Regions from separate parts of the Mus musculus genome. Here region 2 is linked to region 1. A link is a loop called in an ENCODE intact Hi-C map of the cell type or tissue named here. Cell type or tissue: left cerebral cortex. All regions are shown on one strand. Links, peaks and the distances in the headings refer to the core of each region. The heading gives the core; the rest is flanking DNA.

The links. A loop is a pair of places that touch in the nucleus more often than their neighbours do. Peaks named below come from ENCODE experiments on the same cell type or tissue, not always from the same donor. Only the 100,000 strongest peaks of a DNase experiment are listed, where the experiment ranks them.
Region 2: it touches region 1 in a loop (2.2-fold over the local background); 2 of 42 quality-filtered maps call a loop at or near these places.

Annotation. Positions count from the first base shown.
Region 1 is chr1:181,623,356-181,627,355 of GRCm38, forward strand. It overlaps Dnah14 (dynein, axonemal, heavy chain 14), which reads left to right. Exons shown (of 87, transcript NM_001377039.1): 19 at 3,286-3,627. Gm33612 (a long non-coding RNA gene) reads right to left here and starts at 3,880. Exons shown (of 3, transcript XR_373757.4): 1 at 3,771-3,880; 2 at 3,263-3,385. In left cerebral cortex, for the core only: no CTCF peak of the experiment used is centred there; DNase peaks (open chromatin) are centred at 1,698 and 3,305.
Region 2 is chr1:181,358,580-181,364,111 of GRCm38, forward strand. All of the region lies in intron 1 of Cnih3 (cornichon family AMPA receptor auxiliary protein 3), which reads left to right. Among named protein-coding and RNA genes, the nearest start is that of Cnih3, 8.7 kb to the left of the region's middle. In left cerebral cortex, for the core only: a CTCF peak has its summit at 2,337 (motif pointing left); no DNase peak of the experiment used is centred there.

The DNA of each region.
Region 1 (4,000 bases), core at 1-4,000:
ATGGGGGGCTTTTTAAAGCTGAAAACCGCAAACAGAATTTGCTCAGGTACACAGGCCAAACCACAGTGCTAGGTAACACACTAAGGTCAAAGGAATGTCCCCATTGTAAAAGGTCCAGAAAGGAGTGCCCTCATTGTAAAGGGAAAGGAATGCCCCACATTGTAAATGTCCTGAGTCAATTACAAAACGGAAGCAAGATAGTGGAAGAAGCAAAAGAGTGTTAGATAATGGCCCTGGAACAAGATTCCAGAGGCTTCTGGGGCCCCAACAAGAACCTACCTCTGCCAGTAATTCCTAGTTACCACTTATTAATTCTTATGTTCCATCTTGGTTACTCTTCACTCCAATTAGACATCTGGGTGCTCTCCTTGCTTCTCTACCCCATGGCAGACTCTGTCTCTCCTCCCTCCACACTCTCCTAAGCCATCTCCCCTTCCTCTCCTCCCGTCCCAAGCCCAGGAAACGCCAAGCTCTCGCCTCTGTCTGTCCTCCCCAGCTCTCAGCTGCTGCTTTCTTTATTTACCAGTCAGAGCTAACTGAGGGCAGGTTCCCAGAAGCTATGTGCAGACCCTATCGTGCAAACAGTTTTTTGGGGGAGCATAGTTAGCATTCATAATACAAGCAGGTACACCTTTTCATAAGAAAATTTCAGATTAGATTATAACTTGATGATATACAATCAAAAATACATATAAGTATTATACTCAGAAAATCCCAAAGTACTGTGATTACATTTGTTTTTGTGTTTAGTCTTTATCTGTGTATAAGTGCATTTCTGTATGTGAATGTGACACATACATTTGCCATAACATGTGGAGGTCAAAAGGCAAACTTCAGGAGTTGTTTGACACAGTGTCTCTTGTTTGTATCACATAAACCAGATTAGAGGCCCTTGGGCTTCCAGAAATTCTTCTCCACTTGATTTGGCCGTAGGACTCCTGGGATTATAGACATGCATGCTCTTGTGTAGTTTATGGAGATGCAAACTTTGGTCCTCACACTTGCAAGTACTTTACCCAACTCAGTCCCTCCTCAGCACTTACATGTGTGTTTTATTAAATATCACTTCCTTTAGAACTTTCTGTAACTACGTGGAAGACTGCGCCCCATGTCACTGCCCATCTCTTTTTTTTTTTTTTTTTTTTTTTTTTTTTGGCTTTATAACGCACATCATTGTCTGACATCATTGTTCCCCATAGACTCACTAGGCTATGGCTTGTCTGCTTTGTAGAACAAATATGGATCCCAGTATCCTAGCTGTTGCCTGTACCAGCATCCTCCCATAGTACCCAAGACAGGTTTCAAGACCAGAGTTTATGATAACAGCTATCATTTTTTTTTCTTTATCCAGCCAGACTTCCAATACTTCTTAAACCCAAAGTTACAAGCTGCCCATCGACTGTGCCTCTGCAGTATAACTGTGAGAGGATAGCAGCATTCTCACACATACCAAGTCTAATGTTGCATCAAACCTTATCCAAAGTAGCGAACAGAGCTTGAGTGGGCCAGGAATAATTTTCAAGAAAGATGTTAATTGCAAAAGGAGAAGCGCCAGTGGCGTGGAAGCGGAGTTGACAGGCAGGATATTGCAGGCAGGAGTTAATGTAGCTAGATTCAGTTGCACATGACTCCCACGTGCAACAGCAACAGCAACAGAGCTGTCGCCTACACAAGTTAGAACTAATTTCTCTTGTGGGAAGTAGTAGTGCCCACATAGTGACTTGTAGCAGGGACGGTAGGGAGGGCCACCTATATATAAACACCGGGGGCCACGTAGCCACAAAAAAACATCTACAGGAGTACCTAATTTAGGACTGCCTGAGAGACCAAGGATTGGTGGTGCCAGCCAATGCCAGCCAATCAGGAACTGCTGTTTAGAAGAGATGCTTTCTTGGGATGAATGGGGCACTGGTGGAGGGTATTAAAGGAGCTTGCAGCAGTGCTCAGATGAGCTTGCTGTGACATTTCCCACCTGCTCCCAGAGTCTGTGTTGTTGACTCTGTGCTACCTCACCTCCAACCCCCAAGGGCAAGTAGGGCCCAGCAGCAAGTAGTCCAGGGCACAGGCAACAGTCGCTGGGAATACTGGCTGCTTTGAGCTCACAGTGTGCCTTTCCCTAAGCATCTCTAATGTCACATCCTGTTAGACAGCAGGGCAGAAGAAGGCAACATGCCCATTATGGGGCTAGGAAGCTAGGCAATGCAATGCATCAATAGAGTTATCTTTTAAGAGCCTCCTCTTACCATCTCTTAAAGTTATATTCATTCATTTTCCCCCAAATAATGTTTTTATTAATTCCTTGAGAATTTCATACAATTAATTTGATACTTTTCACCCCCTTCCCCAAGTTCTCCCAGATATCCACCCCACATCCCTACTCCACAAATTTATATTTTCTCCTCCCCTCCCTCTTAAATCCGTCAAGGTCCAGTCTGCTTTGCCCAGCAACTCTTGGGAATTAGAGCCTACTCTGGATGGAACCATTAAAGAAAACCGACTTTCCCTCTTCCAAAAGCTAACAAATACTGGTAGCTCCCTAGCTAGGGGTGGGACTTCCTGCCTGCCTACCTCCCCTCTCCATGCTGAGGTGTCCTTAGGCTTGGCCTTGTACAGGCCTGTGCACTCTGTTACAGCCCCTGGGGGATGTAGATGCACCTGCCCTGTTGTGTCCAGAAAACACCGTTTCTCTGAAGTCACCCACTAGCCCTGCCCCCTCACCTCTAAAACTCCAAGCTTTGAGGAAAGGGTTGTGATGGGTGTCCCACATAGTGATCAGCGTTTACAGTTCCTCATGCTTTCCACCGTGACCCTTTGTGGATCTCGGTGTTAACTGCCATCTATTGCAAGGAGAGCTTTCTCTGATGGTCACTGAATTGCAGTTCTGTAACTTAGCACATACCTAATCTTAGACTAATCTGAGACTTGGTTCCTTGTATGCAAAGTAGAGAAAATAACACCTAATCAGTAAACACAATCAAAGAGGACCACTGACTGGAGAGTCTATTGTATAAACGGTCAGGGTGGCCATTCCAGCCTTAAGTATTGTGCATGCCTTATAACACGTATATTACACATGAAATCTACTCAAGCACTTTGAGATCACAATAGAAGGACTGGATCATGCTCGTCTGCTTCATACTTAGGATCCTGTCCAATTTGTATAGCACTGCACATCCAAGTGTATGGCATTGCACTTGTAGACGTCAGCCTTCTGAAATGAAGAGAGTGGTTTCCCAAAATAGTGAAACCATTGCGTACTTACCACTAGTGTGCTAATCCTTGCAGACTTTAGACTCGTTGCTGCACCAACTGGACACTGAGCCCGTGGAACTGGAAGAATTTGTGGAGCATTTGAATTTTTTGGATGACATTTTCTCGAGCTTGACTGAAATAGAAAAGGATTTCTGCACAATTTCTGAGCTGTATTCCATTGTGAGGCATTACCAGATCAATGTGTCAGAAGAGCAGATCGCCATCTACAAAATCATCTTCATGAAGTTCAATCATCTAAAAACATCCATGAAGTTTGTCGCCATGAATAGAGAAACCAGTCTCACTAAATTCAAGAACGGTTTGGAAGCATATATTGTCAGCCTACGAGTGGATGTCAGTAACTTAAAAGATAAGGTAAGTGCTTTTTAAATTTTTTACTATTTTTATAGTTATTTTTATATTTTTAAATTTTTATCTTAGTCTCATGTAATACTGTGCTTTTATATATTCATTTTCTATGGAGTCATAGCTAAATTATGTAATCCAAATATACTTACCCTGTGTGGTGCTGCAAATGAGAAATGTCTTCCATTTGAGCCCTTGTCCCCAGTTGGTAACACTGTTTGGTTACTAAGGTGTGGCCGCACTGGAGGAGGTCCATTCCTGAGGGTGGGCTTTCAGAGTAAATGCCTCACAGACACCCCCACCCCCACCCAACCCCACCTCCGGCTCTGCCCTCTCTGCCTCCTGTCTGCGCTTGAGGGAGTGAGCAGCGCTCAGCTTTCTG
Region 2 (5,532 bases), core at 783-4,782, 260 kb before region 1:
GTGTGTGGGTCTTCCCACAGGAGGTGGGGAACACTGACAAACTTGGGGGGGTGCTTTCTCTCTGCTGTGGTATTTGTTTTTTGTTTCCTCTTGTGGTGAGTGCTGGCTGGCCGGCTCCCAAAGCCAGTCTTGACACCGTTGTATCTCCATCAATCATATTGTAAGAACAGAGGAGGGGACAGAACTCGCCGGCTCTGGAAACAAGCCAGTGCTGGCTGGCAGAGCCTCCTCAGTTGCTTATGGTTTTCAGGCTTCCTAAGGTGAGATGCAGTAGAGCCACCAAAAGTTTCCCCTGACTCTCCAGTCTCTGAGCAACGGCAGGCGAAGCTGTGAGGTCTTGTCACGGACGTTTCTATCTGTACCAACGCCGAGGCCACACTTGCCTTCACTTTCCTCCTGTCTCCTCCAGCCGCCGTATTCCGTTCTCTACTGTGCATTCCCGTGGCTCTGTGCTTTATTCTCTGGACCTGTTTTCTGCTACCACTTTCTTCCCAGAAGTTGAGAAGTGCCTCATTTTCCCATCAATGTGCTGTCTGGACAGCATCCTCGCCACTCTTGGCTGTCACTGTTGTCTGCCTCTGTGGGCCACTCTCAGAGGCAGATCCACCAAGGATTGGACGCAGTCATGGACACATCCTCAGTGACCTATGTTGTGGCCGGTCACCTGACCTCCTGTCCGAGACGACGTATGACCCCCTGACCACACCTCTGCCTATCATTCCAGGCAGCCCTGGCCCTCCTGCTTCCACTCTGTCTGAGATCCCTGTTTAGACTATAATTTCCCCTTTTCTCAGGACATTGTCCCTTGAGGACATGATTCTCTTTAAGCTCATCCATCACTTGGCTCATCTGCGCACATCTTTATGTGACCGTGTTACCTTTATGGTGAGAGCCCCCTGTTTAGTGACAATTTTGGAGTTTTGGTTTCTTTGGAAAAACACAGAAATAGTATGGGAATATATTTTCTTTTTAATCCCAGGTGTGGGATGTGGGACTACTTCAGCTTGTCCACAGCAGGTGACTATGATTTGCCTTGTGCTTTAGCAGGAGTGTGATTTTGCCAGTTGTAGATGCTCTCTGTGATTGTGTGATATTTGGAATTCGGGGGGCTTTTTAGAGGATATATAAATGCTAGGGCCTTGAGAAGTGTGTGTGTGTGTGTTGTTGTTGTTAGTGGTTTGTTATGTAGTTGTGCACAAAGAAGAAACAAGAAGAAATCAGATATCCCAATGGTGAAGATTAAACTTGCCCCAAGGAACCCAACACCCCTAATCAGCAGAAAGTCTTTATCATAGTCTCTGCACATCAGTATGGCTTGGGTCTGAGTCGTGAACTTTCTCCATACCGTCTTATGTTTTTGACACATTCTTGGAGCCCCAGAAGCTCCTACACTCATGTGTTCATGTCAGGCTCACTAATATGACACAGCCTGTCATGAGGAGCACCTCGCTGCCCTGCATTGATATGATGGAGCCTGTCATGAGGAGCACCTCGATGCCCTGCACTGATATGACACAGCCTGTCATGAGGAGCACCTTGCTGCCCTGCACTGATATGATGGAGCCTGTTATGAGGAGCACCTCACTGCCCTGCCATCTTGGTCTTTTCTGTTGCTATAACAGAACATGGTAGACCAGGTAGCAGAAACAAGAGTTTATTTGGCTCATAGTTCTAAGATCTAAGGGCTACCCCTGGCAAGGGTCTTCTTACTACGTCACACCGTGATGGAAGGCACCACTTGGCATGAGAGCATGTGTTGGGAAGTGGGGGATGGTTTCCACATTATACTTTTAGAACTAATTCCACCTATGGCATCAGCCTTGGTCCATTCATGTAGGTGGTATCCATGACTTCATTGCCCCTTAAAGGTCCCACCACTTCATACCATCGCAACAGCAATTAAACTTCAACATGGTCTTTAATGAAACAACCAGAGCATAGTACCCACCCTCTAAGAACTTGTCTGTGTATGCTCTTGTAAGTTCATTTCTCCCTTGACTCTAGCCACGGTCTCCCTTTTGTTGAAGCTGCTGTCTTCTGTGAACATTGATTCAACATGTTTCCCTGAACCCTCAGTACCGCACCCCACAGCCGTGTCTCCAGGCCTTCTGACAGGCTAAGTTTCTTCTTCCAGATAGGCTTTGCCTTCCCAGATCCTGCCCACTTTCCCTTTATTTTCTCCCATCAGACAGACACATAATACACTGGGGATGGACCCATCTTCCAGGTCTGGGTATTTTGCCAGCTGTGTTTCTTCCCTGTTCCTAAGGTAAGTCTTGAAAGTCTTTGACCCCTGCCCTCTGTCCACAGTGCTTATTCACTCAGTGCCTGCCAAGGACACCAATGCCCTCTGCTGGGCGGTCTCTGGGTATCAGTTGGCTTACAGAGACCTCTTTGAGGTCTGGACATTGCTGTTCATACTTGCCGTCCTGTTCCCTCTAGTCCCAAGTTGTTTCTGGATCATGCCTTGGGTTCTTCTCTCTACCCCGAACATTTTCTCACCTTTCTCCTGGTTGTTTTCTTTCTTTCTGCCTCTTAGACTTGAACTTAGAACAGGCCTGAGTCTGCCTTCATGAGCTGCCGGCCCCATTCCCGCTTGTTCTACACTGAGCCTGTGTGTCCTCGTCACTCAAGGCCTCGGTGGATCTGGTCCTTAGCTTCAGACCTCTCCACTTCTCCTCTCTCAGTTGTCAGTAAGCATTAACTTTTTGTCACTGGGAGAGTGAACTTGTGAAAGATTTGTTTGGGCTCCTATTGAGGTAGTCCTTCAAGGATATGAAGCAGTGTAAAATCATAAATCACATTAACCAGGAGGCAAGGAGAAAGAGAATGAAGAGGTTGGGGTCCCATAATCTCCTGAAAAGGTCACACCTGAGTGCCCGGATGACCTCCTGGTAGGCTTCACTTCTGAAAGGCCAAGTCTTTCATGTGTGCCCTCTTGGGACATGCACCATTCAAACATAGTCACTTGTCTTCTTTTCTCTGCCTCATGCCCCCCCCCCCACCTTGGGGCAGGCTTGATTTGTTCTTCCTGGGAGCGTCATATCCCTTCAAAACTGGACTCCTGGGTTTTCATCCCACTCAACTGAATCCATATGCTACAACCCTCTCTAGAGTGAGCTCTAATAGCTGAGAGAATCTCTTCATGTCATCTCCAGAATAAAAGCCTTTCTGAACTCTCTTACCCACAAAGCTTAGCAGGCTTCCGAGGCTAGGTCCAGTCAATGGTTTCACCCCCACTTGACACTGTCTGTTCCAGTAAGTTCCCAAATGGGCTCTTACTCTTCCCTTGAGTGCTGTCTACTCATCCCTTCCCTTACTGGGCTGGCTGAATTCCAGCCTTACATTTCCTGAGAAACCTCCACTGCCCCTCATTTATTTCCTCTGTCCCCTTACACCCCAAGGTTCCACTGGTCTTGCAGCACTAGGCTACAGGTTCTTGGGGATTGGAATGGCTCCCATCTGTTGTGGTTATCTCACTATCCAGCGCACGGGTGGCATGATGATTTGAGCTCTTACTGCAGCATAAGTAGATTCAGCATCTGGCTAATTTACTGGGCTAGCCAAGCTTGACAAACTCTTTCTTGATGAATAGTTTCCTAGACTTACAATAGTCTTATAGATGGTTTCTAAAATTATACAATCCCAGACCTGCAGGAGGCATCTCAGGTCTGGTGGCTCTGTCTGCGAGGGGAGGTTCCCTATTCTATTGCTGTGAAGAGACACCATGACCAGGGCAGCTCACAAAAGGCATTTAATTGGGGGCTTGCTCACAGTTTCAGAGTCCTGTTCATCATGACAGGAAGCATGGCAGCACACAGGCACGATGCTGGAGCAATGGCTGAGAGCTTACATCTGATCTGCAAGCACAAGGGAGGCAGAGAGTGAGATTGGGCCTGGCATGAGTTTTAGAAATCTCAAAGCCCATCTCCCAGTGACATTTTCTTCAACAAGGCCATACCTCATAATCCTTAAACTGTCTACCTACTGTCTTGGGATAGGGTCTCTTACTAAACTAAAAGCTTGCATTTTTGGCTAGGCTAGGTGGTCAGTGAGCTCTTAGGATCTGCCTATTTCTACTTCACAATGATGGGGTTGCAGGCATGCACATCCATGACTATTATTATTATTTTTTTAAATGTAGGTCTGTGAATTCAAACTCGGGTTCCCACACTTGCTCATTGGGCCATCTCACCAGCCCCTGAGATACCCATTAAAAGTGTATTACATTTAGTATGTGTGTATATGTACATGTGTGTGCATATGTGCACAGGCACAGTACATACATGGGGGTCAGAGGACAACTTGTGGGAGTCACTGGTATCTCTACCATGTGGGTCTTAGAGATCATACTCAGGCCATCAGACTTGGTGGCAAGTGTCTTTTTCTTTTTCCTGCTATGCCATCTCCCCAGTCCCTGTGAGACCCATTTTGATCCTAATTGTGAAATATCCCATTCATTCACCACTTGGCAACCAGATGCAGACAATCTCCTTGTGGCTTATAGGGGCAAATACTAAATTCCAGTGGATGTCTTTGCAGTTCAGGTTGCTTCTTGTGGTGGCTTGCGGGACCTTAGAAAGGAAACTGGATTGTTCTGAATAGAGGAGAGGCATAGAATGAGTCCTGCTAGAGACAGGGAAGCTGCTTCTGTGAATTCCAACCTCAGATCTGGGGGGTGGGAGTGGGGGTTGGGCAGCTGCTGTTGGGGGTGAGGGAGATCACTCATGTTCAGTGTCTGAATCTTCATGGGTGACTGAAATATCTGTATGTTAAATAGCATGGGGAGTCTGATTAAATCCCATAAAGGTCATGAAAACTCCCAAGTGCACAATTAAATCCGGAGTTGGTCTCTGAATACCAATGCAGAACTTAATGATGAGGCTGGCAAATATTTTTAATTTAGCATAGAAAGAGAGGCAAACACAAGACTTTCTTACATGTGCTAAAATAAAGCTGAAACACAAATCGGAAACAATGGCATCCAATTCAAGGGTGGGCTGATAGACTGAAATGGGGCCACCAGCAATTTTGCTTGCATGGTGTGGTACCTGTGATGGTTAAGTGTCAGCTTGATTAGAACTAGGATCACCTGGGAGGAGAGTCTAAAAGGAGAACTTTCAACATGGGGTTGGCCTGTGGACCTGTCTATGAGGGATTGCCTTAATTAACTTAATCAGTGTGGGAAGATCCAGTCCACTGTGGGCGGCGCCATTTCCTAGGCACGGTTCCTGAACTGTTTAAAAGTATGGAGAAACAGAGCTAAGCACAAGCAAGCAAGTGAGCATGTATATATTCGTCTGTGTTCTCACAATCGTGAGCGTAATGGATCTAGCTGTTTGAAATTCTTTCCTTGATTTCCCCACACAATGATGAATGGTTACCTGGCATTGTAAGCTGACACAAACTATTTCCCCCAGCACCCCCATAGTTGCTTTATGTCAGGATGTTTCATCACAGCAACAGAAACGAAACTCAGAAAAGTGTCCTAGACTCTAAAAACCATGAGAGGCTTAATTAGATGATCCTTCA